Regions from separate parts of the Homo sapiens genome. Here all the other regions are linked to region 2. Evidence: read pairs that join two places in POLR2A ChIA-PET (ENCODE). Cell type or tissue: GM12878. All regions are shown on one strand. Each heading gives the region's core, and the rest is flanking DNA. Links, peaks and the distances in the headings are about the cores only. Region 1 overlaps IL19 (interleukin 19). Region 2 holds the start of LOC124904496 (a long non-coding RNA gene). Region 3 overlaps IL19 (interleukin 19).

Region 1 (4,046 bases), core at 817-3,316, 150 kb before region 2:
GCATAATTCCAGAGGGTACCATGCCTATTGCCTTCTGTGGGAATGAGGCTCCATGGACTTGAGCAATGTGTGGCCCATTGCAGGATTTAGATGAAATGTATTAGATCTATATGAGTAATTTTGGTTAGATTTGAGAAAGAACCTATCATTATGAGGACTATAAAACACGAAGAAGTATGACTGAGAACGAATTTGTAAAAAAAGAAACGTAGGCCAGGAGCGGTGGCTCACGCCTGTAATCCCAGCACTTTGGGAGGCCAAGGCGGGCGGATCACGAGGTCAGGAGATCGAGACCATCCTAGCCAATGTGGTGAAACCCCGTCTCTACTAAAAATACAAAAAATTAGCCTGGCGTGGTGGCAGTACCTGTAATTCCAGCTACTCGGCAGGCAGAGGCGGGAGAATGGCATGAACCCGGGAGGCAGAGCTTGCAGTGAGCCGAGACCGCACCACTGCACTCCAGCCTGGGCAACAGAGCAAGACTCCATCTCAAATATATATATATATATAAAACTGATAATGATGGATGGGTATTTTATTTGGGAAGCTAATAGGGATTTTAAAACAGAATACATAAATGTTTAAATGTCTTGGTAAATATATCTAGATCATAATGATATGTGTGAACTTCTGTATAGCTTTGAAAATAAAACAAAAAAAAAGGTGAGAAAAAGAACTGGGAAATTTAAACCTAAAGAAGTTTCTCCTTTGTTTTGTTTTTGTTTTTTTATCTTTTCTCTCTCTTTTATTCCTCATTTTCAGTGGGGTTGGCTCTCCTTTATTGTGATATTTGGAAATGAGAGTCAGAAAATATAACAGAGATAACTCAGTTCAATGTTCACATTACAGTGATGAAGAAATAGAGAAGTGAACCAGCCCTCCATGGCACCGCAAGGAAGTGGCACAACTGCTCTCAAACCTCTATCTCCTTACCTCTGGCTCAGCGCCCTTTCTAACCCCATGCTGCCCTTTCACTCTAGGATTAGGTAGAGTGGAAAGGAACCTAGACTTGTGAGGAACCTCAAGCCCATTCAGCAGAGGAGGTGACATAACTCTCCCAAGCCATGCTGTTCTGACTTGTCATTACCCAGGAAGCTGAGGACTTAAGGAAATCCAAACTGGCCACACCTGTGCTCCTGGGGAGGGAAGCACAAATCCACATTGGGCACCTATGCCACTTCAGCCTGTACTTCCTTCTCCTCCTCCTTTTTTGCCCACAGGGATCTTGGTCAAAGTCTGTTCAAAGCCTCAGACCCTGGGTGACACATCTTATGTCAATGGGCTCTGTGGTTCAAATGTTATGAAAGAGCCCCAGTGGTGATGGGATGGAGGGATAGTAATGGAAAGAGCCCAACTGATGCCTCCCCATTCCTCTCCTGAACAATCCACTCTTCCCTAGGTAGGTGGACTTTTTAAAATGCAAACCCAGTCTTGGAACTCTCCAGTCTAAAACTCCCAGCATAACGCCCTGGGGCCTCCCAGTAGCAGGAAATCTGCTCCCCACAGCATCCAGACCCATCACAGCCTGGACTTCGCCTACATTTTCCGCCTCATCTCTCTTGCAGATCTCCCACACCTCACAGGCTCATCTCACCTAGAAAGCCCCGCTGCCTCACCTACCTTGTAAACACCAACCTAACGTTCAAAACCTAGCTCCAGTGTGACTTCCTTTGTGAAACTTCTCCCCTCTTCCTTTCCTCTCCCCACTCCCCTCCTCCTCCCCACTTCAACCCTGGTTGAGTTGACCACTACTTTCCTTTTTTATATTCCCGCTGGATACAAGATGCATATTTAACTTTGAATTTCAATGAAAACATCTCAGTGTTTATCTACCTGAAATTCCAAGTTAACTGGGTGTCTTGTATTTGTATTTGCTAAATCTGGCCATGCATAGCTCATACAATTGGGTGGGGAGAGTCCTTTTAAGAAATTGAATTCAGGCTGGGCACAGTGGCTCACACCTGTAATCTCTGCACTTTGGGAAGCCGAGGTGGGAGGATCCCTTGAGGCCAAGAGTTTGAGACCAGTGTAGGCAACAAAGCGAGACCACATCTCTGAAAAAAAAAAAAAAAAAAAGCTGCATGTGTTGGCACATGCCTGCCTGTAGTCCTCATGCACACCTGTAGTCAGGAAGTTGAGGAGGCAGGACAATTGCTTGAGGTCAGGAGTTGAAGACTGCAGTCTGCTATAATTTCACCATTGCACTCCAGCCTGGGCAACAGAGTGAGACCCTGTCTGCGGGAAAATAAATTGAATTCAAAAATAGAAATACAAAATTAGAGACAAAAGTAAACGTTTATTTAGAAAGAGAAATTACAACAAATTACAAATCATAAAAGCTAACAAATACCACAAACACCACAAAATCCAGAAAAAAAAATCTTTATTCTTTAACTCCTGACAACTTTTTGTTTCCTTCTTCTATGTCAATACTTTTTTTTACTGTGCCTCTGGGAGAACCAGAGAATGGTATTGGGTTCAAATGTTTACGTACCTTTCACTCCAATTTCTAACATTTCTCATGGTCACATACTCAAGATGTTGCCAGAAAAGAGGATCCCAATCTAGACCCCAAGAGTGGGTTCTTAGATCTCACACAGGAAAGAATTGGAGCACAGACAAAGAAGCAAATTTATTGGAAACTACTCCATTAGAGAGTAGGGCATGCCCAGAAAGCAGGAGGAGGAACCCCTGTCCTTTAGGAACATCTCTGCTTATAAGAAACTATAAGGAGCTATGATTAAACTTGGAATGTGCAGATGTGCTCACTAAAGGTAGGGGCTGTTGGTGCTCTAGTGACCATTAATCCTTCAACTTGAGTCTGCTCATTGACGTTATCTCTGAGTAAAGTGGGCTGTACTTGGGACATCTGGACATTCTGCAGGCTTGGTGGGAGATGTCCTATATAGCCATCAATCTTCTGTAATTATAAGTGGTGGTGAGCTTAGAAATGTGTCACTCCAGTCATGTTTTATTAAACCAGAGGCCTGGTAAGCAGGAGTTCCTCTAACAAAATTCATAGACTAAAAGAGTAGACTCACACTAATAACTAACAAGTACTGAGCACATTTGCCACCCCAGGGTCTGTGTGAAGCATCCATATGCATTGTCTGTTTTCATCTTCACACCTATTCCATGAGGTCAATACTATTTTTGTGTCCATCATTTTGGATAAGGAAGATGAGACTTGGAGCTACCAAGTACTTCACCCAAAGACACCCAGGTGGGGTGTGGTACAGCTGCGTGCAGTCATAGGCAGCCCACTCCAGGGCTTCATTACACCAGACATGAAAGAGCATCTGGCCCACCCTTCTCATTTACAGATGAGGGAACAGCTGAGGCCCAGAGAGAAGCATTTTGTTCTTTTTGTTTTTTTTGTTTTGTTTTGTTTTGTTTTTTGAGACGGAGTCTCGCTGTCACCCAGGCTGGAGTGCAGTGGCACGATCTCGGCTCACTGCAGGCTCCGCCCCCCGGGGTTCATGCCATTCTCCTGCCTCAGCCTCCCGAGTAGCTGGGACTACAGGCGCCCACCACCTCGCCTGGCTAATTTTTTGTATTTTTAGTAGAGACGGGGTTTCACTGTGTTAGCCAGGATGGTCTCGATCTCCTGACCTCGTGATCCGCCCTCCTCGACCTCCCAAAGTGCTGGGATTACAGGCGTGAGCCACCGTGCCCGGCCGAGAGAAGCGTTTTGAATTTGAAAATTGAATTCAAAAATAGATGGACAAAATTAGAGACAAAAGTAAATACTTATTTAGAAAGAAATTACAACAAATTACAAATTCATAAAAGCTAACAAATAACACAAACACCATAAAATCCAGAAAAAAATAATATTTCTATTCATTAACTCCTGACAACTTTTTGTTTCCTTCTCCTATGTCAATACTTTTTTTTACTGTTATTTTCTATAAAGAGAATAAAAAAATATTCAGTCTGTCCTTTGCTATGGTTGTTTCCATCAGCTTACCCCAATGGAAGGTTAAGATTTAATTCTTTCATAACACTCCATACAAACCTGTTATTTCTTTCCCCCATCCCACCAA
Region 2 (4,046 bases), core at 940-3,439:
ATAAACAGTTTTTATGGATGTGTAAAAGCGCTTTAAAACTTGAAAGTCTATGCAAATAGAAAGTACTATTTTTATCTACTATTAACATGCAAACACATATGCCATGCAATATAGTACACACAAAGACAATTTAAGGACCTCAGGTACATAGAAATGGATTAATTATAATCCTTGATTCATGACACACTCTCGTCATTGGATCATTGATCCATGCAGCTCCACTTTTATTGTTAGTTAATAATTATTTTTAATAATGCAGTAAGCACCTGTGAATCCACTACCCAAAATAAAAACTAGAACTTCGACAATAATTTACATCTAACTAGATGATTCCTCCACACACACTCCCCCAACCCCTCCATTTTCATGGCCCAAGACCCCATCATCCTGAGTCCTATGTTCACCTTTCCCTTGCTTTCCTTTTTATATAGTTTTGTTTCATGAAGGCATGTTCAAAGGTATCATAAAAGATGAAACTCAAATCACCTTAAAAGGGAGGTGGCCAAGGGTGATGTTAGCAGCAAGACCAGGTTAAAATAAGAAAATGCCTTGTCACAGTTTCAAAGTATTCCTCACCTTCTCATGATGATGGTGATGATGATGTTGATGATGATGATGATGATGACGATGACAATGTTTTTTGAGTGCTTCCTGAGTGCCCAACACTGTGCTCAACCCTCTACCTGCATTGTCTCATTTAAATCTCATGATGATCCGTGGCTGAGATTGCTAGTTGGGTGGGCTAACACCTTTTTTTCCTCTCTTTGATAGTAAAGAGCACCCCATATTTAGCTAAGCACAAGACTGCCTGGAATAAAAATTACATTTCCCACTTGAGCAGCCTCCACTATAGCCGGTTACATTCATAAGATTAAGTTATAACCAATGACTTGTAAGTGGAAGTGGTTTATGGAAAGAAGTATGTCCTTCTTCTTCTCCTTCTCTTTTTTCTTTCCTGCTGACTGGAATAAAAATTTCACAGCTGTAGCCATCTTGGATGGTGAATTGGAGGTTACAGGTTGAGGAAGACAGAACAAAAGGACAGAAAGAGTCTGTATACTGGTGAACCTGGATCCATCATATCAGCAATGAGCCACCTACCCAGACTTTTATATGAAAGAACAATAAATGGCCTTCTTGTTGAAGTGACTGATGGTCTAGGTTTTCTATCATTCACAGCCAAACCTTATCCTACTCTTACACAGCCCTATGAGGTCTGTACTGTTATCCTCACTTATCTGTTGTATAAACAAGAAAACTGAGTCCCAGAGAAATTAAATAACTTTCTCAGAGTCATTCCACTAGCGAAGGACAGGACCCAAATCTTTCTGACCCAAAGTCCATGCTCATGGTCCTTACTATAGATCCTGAGCAGACATATACTCACATATCCTTCTTAATGTCAGAAATATGATATCTGCTATTTCTGGGCAGGAATTGCCTGAAGAGGTATGGGCTATTCTTTCCATTTTAGAGCAACATAAATTTTCCACACCTCAATTTCCTTCCATCTTGGCCTAATCTGTTACAGAATATAGGTCTATGTTAATTTGCATGACTGGGTTATATGATAGGATACATTGTGACAATCTTTTTCTTCAAGATTCCCCCACACAGCCTTCACACCATCATGGAGTAAAAGTTTCCTGTTTTACTATGACGTGGCATTATGAATGAGTGACAGAGGGTGGAAATTTATGGAGGTGGATCTCTTGGAAATTTTCAGCTAACACTCTCTTGATGAGTGAGGATCATCCACAGGCTGGCGGATCTGCGCATGAACACAGATAAAGCAGCCTTTGTATCCACTGCTAGTACCGCAAACAAAATATTGCAAGAAGGAGCATGATTTACAGAAGAAGCTCTGTCCACTAAAAACCCACTCTTGGAAAGAAAAATGGCTTAGAGCCAGAGAGAAATAGTCTTCATGTCATAGGCTAGTATTTCTGTGATAAAATGAGAAATTCCCCCAAAGCAAAAGTGACAGATATATATACATAAGACTCAGTCACAAAAATTTCTGACCCAGAAAATGACCTCAAAATATTGGTCAGGATGGCCTCTATCATCCCTTCTATCTTAGCTCTTTCTGAAGGTGTTAACGGCTGCCTCACAGAAAGGAATTCTACCCATAGCAAGTGCCATTGGTAATGCCCTAGTTAAGACATCCCAGAGGGGAAAAATCCTTCCCCCACCCACGGTGCCCTTGGTGCCCTCCGTGCCCTCATCTGCACTTCATCCTTTGATAGTTTAATGCCACGGCAGGGAACAGCTGGGGCAGTGGCAAAGAATGCGAATAGAAAGAGAAAGAAGGAAGTACCCAAAGGGGAACAGAAACTTCACCTCTGCACATCAACAGACATAATATGGTCCAAAGGGACTACAAATGAGAGTAATTAGGACTACAGTATGCCTAATTCTTTTTTTTTTTTTTTTTTGAGATGGAGTCTTGCTTTGTTGCCCAGGCTGGAGTGCAATGACACGATCTTGGCTCACTGCAACCTCCGTCTCCCGAGTTCAAGCAATTCTCCTGGCTCAGCCTCCCGAGTAGCTGGGATTACAGGCAACTGCCACTACACCTGGCTAATTTTTGTATTTTTAGTAGAGACGGGGTTTCACCATGTTGATCAGGCTGTTCTCGAACTCCTGACCTCAGGTGATCCGCCCGCCTTGGTCTCCTAAAGTGCTGGGATTACAGGCGTGAGCCACCACACCTGGCCAGGATGTCTAATGCTAAATCCACAGTTTACAATGGGAAATGTAGGGAAGAGAGGCAAATATCCACCTGTATTCAAGAAGGCTTCCAAGGCTGTTGTCCTTGTATTAAAAGCATTGCCCTCCAACCTAGCTTATATCTGGCATATCAGTTGCTACTTAGATGAGTAACAGCCTGGACAATGATTGGGAAAGGAGGAGAGGAAAGGGGGAACTATCTAGGAACACAATCAAGGTGGGTCAACCAAAAGGATCATCAGGTTCTTACCTGGTGACCTGGTGATGCCTGGATTTTTCTCCCTTGCTTAAGATAAGTAAATGGAAGTGGAAGGGTAGAAAAGGTAGGGGAGAGACATACACATGTATATGTGGAATGGGTAGAGATTTCCTAAGGGTATAATGATCCATAGCTTCACATGAGAACTTAACTTTGAGGCAGTAGAGCATGGTGGAATCAAATCCTGGGTTCTAATCCCACCTCATTATTCACTACTATACTTAACTGCACTTCATTGTACTGTTTGTATAATGAAGGATGGAATAATATTCCCTAGATTAAATACAGGAGTAACATTTTCAATGGTTTCTGGCACATAGTACTTGGCCTCTATAAATGTGAGCAGTTACTATGCAGCAGGTACTTTCATACTAACCATCTCATTCAATCTTCTCAACAATGCTCTAAGTAGTAGTATTTCCGGTATTTTGATCAGTGAAAACGTGGCTCAGAAAGGTTAAATAACAGCCAGTCATCACACAACTAGATGGGGAAGATCTGTTTCCACATGTGTCAAAGCCTATGTTCCTAAATGCTCTTAAAAGTGGTCCAGCTAGCTGACACCTGCCAGGCCGACCTGGGGAAGCCATCCCAGCCTGTGTGCATGGCTCAGGAGAAGGAGACAGTCTGCAACTGCAACTTACTCAGAACTTCCAGAGACTGTCCCTACCACTAAGACAGACAGTTAAAGGCAATGAATAGAGTCATTTGAGCATTAATGGGTTTGGAATCTTAGCATTTGTAAACTTTTGAGGAAGTACCTAAATATTTGAGGTATATGTGAGATAATTTATGTAGCATACGTGTATTGTATATACATATATACACACACACTATATATACACACACTATATATATATACACACTATATATACACTTATATATATATATACACTATATATATATATATATACACACTATATTTTGTTTTGTTTTTGTTCATTCCATGACAGATCGAAGTAGGACCTAATTTTTCCTCCCACATTGCTTATGAAGTGGTGAAAACTACAACATTGTAGAGACAAAAGGGACATGTACAGATCAATCTGTCCCT
Region 3 (4,046 bases), core at 1,155-3,654, 97 kb before region 2:
TAATTACTCTTGCTACAACGTGGAGAACGGTCTAGAGAATGGATATTAGAATAACAATTTGGCATTTATTTTGGAGTCCAGGAGAGATGAGACAGTGTTGGGGTGATTAGACCCAACACTAGGCCATGGGGGCTACAAAGTCCAGCAGAGTCAAAGGAATGAGAAAAGACAAGTTAAGGGTGCATAAAATGGGTCCAGTGGGCCAACACTGGTATGGAGGCTGCAAAGGCCCTGAGCTCTGGGAGCCCACACTATTTATTGGTGATCAAACAAAGAAGCAGGTGGTGAGGACGTGGGGGTAAACAGGTGAGGGCGTGAGGATGTGGGGGTAGAAAGGTAGTGGTGCATCAAGCATAGCTGTGATGGTTTAGCATTTTCTTTGACACATATAGAATATGCTCTGCTGCTCAAGATAATGGAGAGCATGTTTACGAGCCTGGGAGAGCAACCAACAAGTCTGTGCACATTCCATCCAAGCCACGAGGGATTTTATGCCCTGGGCTTAGATTTGTGGTGCAGCAGGGCAGCCTTCTACCCTTTGGCACAGAGCTTGGTGTTCCAAAGGCCACGAGCGGTTTTAGACCCTGGACCCCGGACATCTCCCAAGACTCTTTTATATTATGACAGACAAGCCAGTCCTGCCTCAGCTCTTCTACCAACAGATAGTAGCTTGAACCAGACAGTCATTGCTGGTGATGATGGAAATGGAGACAAATCAGTAGATTAGAGAAATGTTTATGAAGAAAAATGTGGAGGTTCTGGTGATAGATTGAACATAGATTGGCAAGGAAGAGGGAGGGACCAACAAATCATTTCTAGAGTTAATTGATAGTTCCATTTACTGAGCGAGGGTGCACTGGATGAAGGTGAAACCAGAGAGAGATGATTTTACTCTCAGATACAGAATCAACTACATAAATTGGCAGGGGAAGACAGTACAAAATAAAAATGTGGAACCCCCTGCTCAACAGTTATTGAGAATTTCAAGATGGTGGTAGCAGAGTAAGGGGAGGACTTTTTTAGTCATGGGACCCTGTGTGACTGCAGAAGTCACTTATCTACAAACCCAGCCCTGCTTGGATATGTTGGGTTGGAGGTGCCAGCCATCCAGTGGAGACTGGAGCAAACTAAAGCGCACCAGAGGGACAGTCCTGGAGCTAAAAGAATCCATTTGTGCCCCACACTCAGGAGCCCACTAGTTATCCTAGGTAGTCATGCAGACAGAGCAGAAACAACTATGGTCCTCTGGGTGGCCAAGGCTCAAACACCTGGTGTCCTGGTCCCTGATAAGCCAAATTTCTCATATGAGAAGTTACAGAGCACAGTGTCCATCCCCTAAGGAAAATCCAAATTGCCTGATTTGGTGCCATAGTTGCACAAAGGGGAATTCCACATTGGCTGCCCAAAGATCAGCCCTTCCGCTCATCTGTGGTTTGCAGTGTCTGCCGGCCATGATCCTCGGAAGGGCGCTTAATCCGGTTTGCATAACCCTTGTTCCATTCCACCTAAGGGCCAGCCCCAGCCCGGGCTCCTCTTAAACTTCTGGCCCACCAGGCGTTTATTCTGAAGTACCCCAGACACTATCAAAGCCAATGTCAGGAAAGCCCAGAGGAATACAGTGCTCACAGACTCCTGTCTCCTTGCACCCCAAACTGGCCACACTTTGGGTGTGTGATAGGCATTGGGGTCTGTTGCAGCACAGCTTCTGAGGAAGCCTCTGTCCTAGGAGCTGAGGAAGCTTATTCGAGGGAATACTAGAAATTTCAAGCTGGCAAAGCTATTTTACACACTAAATGTCCTGGATAAGAAGAAATGAAACTCCCGTTATCAGCTTTAAAAAATAACTACTAATGGCAAATAGGAGTCAAGCCCGGAGGGGCTTCTTCATCAGGACAGTTGTCACCCATCCCCAAGATGGGCACGGTCTCACCTTCTCTGCCTGCATCGTCAACCTGCCTGCTCTCTGCCGGCTGACCGTGTTGCCCAACAAGCTGTCTAAACCCAGAGTCCAGCAAGCCCGGATCCCTGAACCTTCCCTCTGCAGCTCCAGAGCCACCCTCACAAGGCTGCTAGCCTGCTCCCCACTCTTGGGTTTGAGCTGCAGAATTGCAGTAAGGCATGGGGTAACTACACCAAGAAGGCTGCCATTTTGCTTAGCATGAGAGTAGCTGGGAGGCAGATTCTTTTTTTTTTTTTTTTTTTGAGACGGAGTCTCGCTCTGTCGCCCAGGCTGGAGTGCAGTGACGCGATCTCGGCTCACTGCAACCTCCGCCTCCCAGGTTCACGCCATTCTTCTGCCTCAGCCTCCCAAGTAGCTGGGACTACAGGCGCCAACCACCACACCTAGCTAAATTTTTTTTTTTTTTTTTTTTTTTTTTGAGACGGAGTCTCGCTCTGTCGCCCAGGCTGGAGTGCAGTGACGCGATCTCGGCTCACTGCAAGCTCCGCCTCCCAGGTTCACGCCATTCTCCTGCCTCAGCCTCCCGAGTAGCTGGGACTACAGGCACCTGCCACCACGCCCAGCTAATTTTTTCTATTTTTAGTAGAGACAGGGTTTCACCGTGTTAGCCAGGGTGGTCTCAATCTCCTGACCTCGTGATCCGTCCACCTCGGCCTCCCAAAGTGTTGGGATTACAGGCGTGAGCCACCGTGCCCGACAAGGGAGGCAGATTCTTTTTTTTTTTTTTTTTTTTTTTTTTGTAGTTGCAAGATTTAATACAGTGAAAACAGAGCTCCCATACAAAGGGAAGGGACCCAAAGAGGGTAGCCATTGCCGGCTTGGATGCCCGGGTTTATGTCCCGATCATTGTCCCTCCCGCTGTGCTCTCAGGCGATAGATGATTGGCTATTTCTTTACCTCCCGTTTTTGCCTAATTAGCATTTTAGTGAGCTCTCTTTACCACCTGATTGGTCGGGTGTGAGCTAAGTTGCAAGCCCCGTGTTTAAAGGTATATGCGGTCACCTTCCCAGCTAGGCTTAGGGATTCTTAGTTGGTCTAGGAAATCCAGCTAGTCCTGTCTCTCAGTCCCCGCTCTCAACAGGAAAACCCAAGTGCTGTTGGGGAGGTTGGCCGATGACTGCTCTAATGGGAGGCAGATTCTTTATAAGATCTTGTAAACTGTAGAATGCACCCTCCAAAATCTATTTGCATAAGCACACACACACACACACACACACACACCCCAGCAGTTCTTGCCTGCCCAGATTCCTCTGCAGCTAAAGTGATGAAACTTACTGGGCGGAGCTTCCTAAAAAGATTATTAGGGTCTCCTGGGTTGGTGTGCCTTTAAACCTTTGGACTTTACCACCTCCTATCTCTCCTATCTCCTTGCAACAAAGGTTAGGAGAACAAGAATGCAGAAAAAACGGGTCCTGGATGACATCTGAGTGCCTGCTTTGGGCTTCTTGATGAGTGAGACAGAAAATAAAATACAACCCCCTCTTTTAAAAGCCATGCTTACTCAGGTTTTCCTTCATTTGCAGCTAAATACAGAAATGAGAGAATATTTTGGAGCAGGGATGGAAGAAGAGAGGTATTCCCCTTCCCACAACCTTCTGATTTCCCAGTACATCCCCCACTGGAAAAATTCATTTAAAATCAGTATAATAAGCATTGATTAGATGCCTACTATGCATCTGGGCTTGAGGGCAAACTGGACTCAGGCCTTTTGGCCTCAAGAAGCTCACAGTGTGAGAGTGGCATTTGTGTCCTCTTGAAATTCACAGGACTAAATTGTGCCCAGGCTGACATTCTATCCATCCATAGGTGCCTGCCTTCTCACTTCCCTCTCTTCATGGGCTCTTGCCTTGTACCAAAATCCAAACCCAAATCTCCTCACATGTGAGTGTTGGCATTCATGTCTCAGACATGACCTATGGGCTTGGGACTTTTCCCCGTGGACCCCAGTGACTTTTCAGATGAACAGGTATCTTCAAAAACTTGAGAAATAGGAGTCCTGTTTGTTGTTCTTGTTGCTTTGTCAATATAAGGACACAGGGTCTTTATTCAAATGTTCATATCTATCTCTTGACAGAAATACTATGAG

Evidence for each region. Peaks named below come from ENCODE experiments on the same cell type or tissue, not always from the same donor. Only the 100,000 strongest peaks of a DNase experiment are listed, where the experiment ranks them.
Region 1: POLR2A ChIA-PET joins it to region 2 with 5 read pairs; 2 of 35 experiments call an interaction of 5 or more read pairs at or near these places.
Region 3: POLR2A ChIA-PET joins it to region 2 with 5 read pairs; 5 of 35 experiments call an interaction of 5 or more read pairs at or near these places.

What each region holds. Positions count from the first base shown.
Region 1 is chr1:206,827,042-206,831,087 of GRCh38, reverse strand. All of the region lies in intron 2 of IL19 (interleukin 19), which reads right to left. Among named protein-coding and RNA genes, the nearest start is that of IL20, 37 kb to the left of the region's middle. In GM12878, for the core only: no CTCF peak of the experiment used is centred there; a DNase peak (open chromatin) is centred at 2,025; H3K4me3 peaks cover 646 bases.
Region 2 is chr1:206,678,121-206,682,166 of GRCh38, reverse strand. LOC124904496 (a long non-coding RNA gene) reads right to left here and starts at 2,326. Exons shown (of 3, transcript XR_007066834.1): 1 at 1,580-2,326; 2 at 577-992. It overlaps LOC124904495 (a long non-coding RNA gene), which reads left to right. Exons shown (of 3, transcript XR_007066833.1): 3 at 1-27. RefSeq lists a silencer at 1,609-1,903. In GM12878, for the core only: no CTCF peak of the experiment used is centred there; a DNase peak (open chromatin) is centred at 2,296; H3K4me3 peaks cover 668 bases; H3K27ac peaks cover 2,500 bases.
Region 3 is chr1:206,775,563-206,779,608 of GRCh38, reverse strand. The region is part of intron 1 of IL19 (interleukin 19); the gene reads right to left. Among named protein-coding and RNA genes, the nearest start is that of IL10, 5.1 kb to the right of the region's middle. In GM12878, for the core only: no CTCF peak of the experiment used is centred there; no DNase peak of the experiment used is centred there.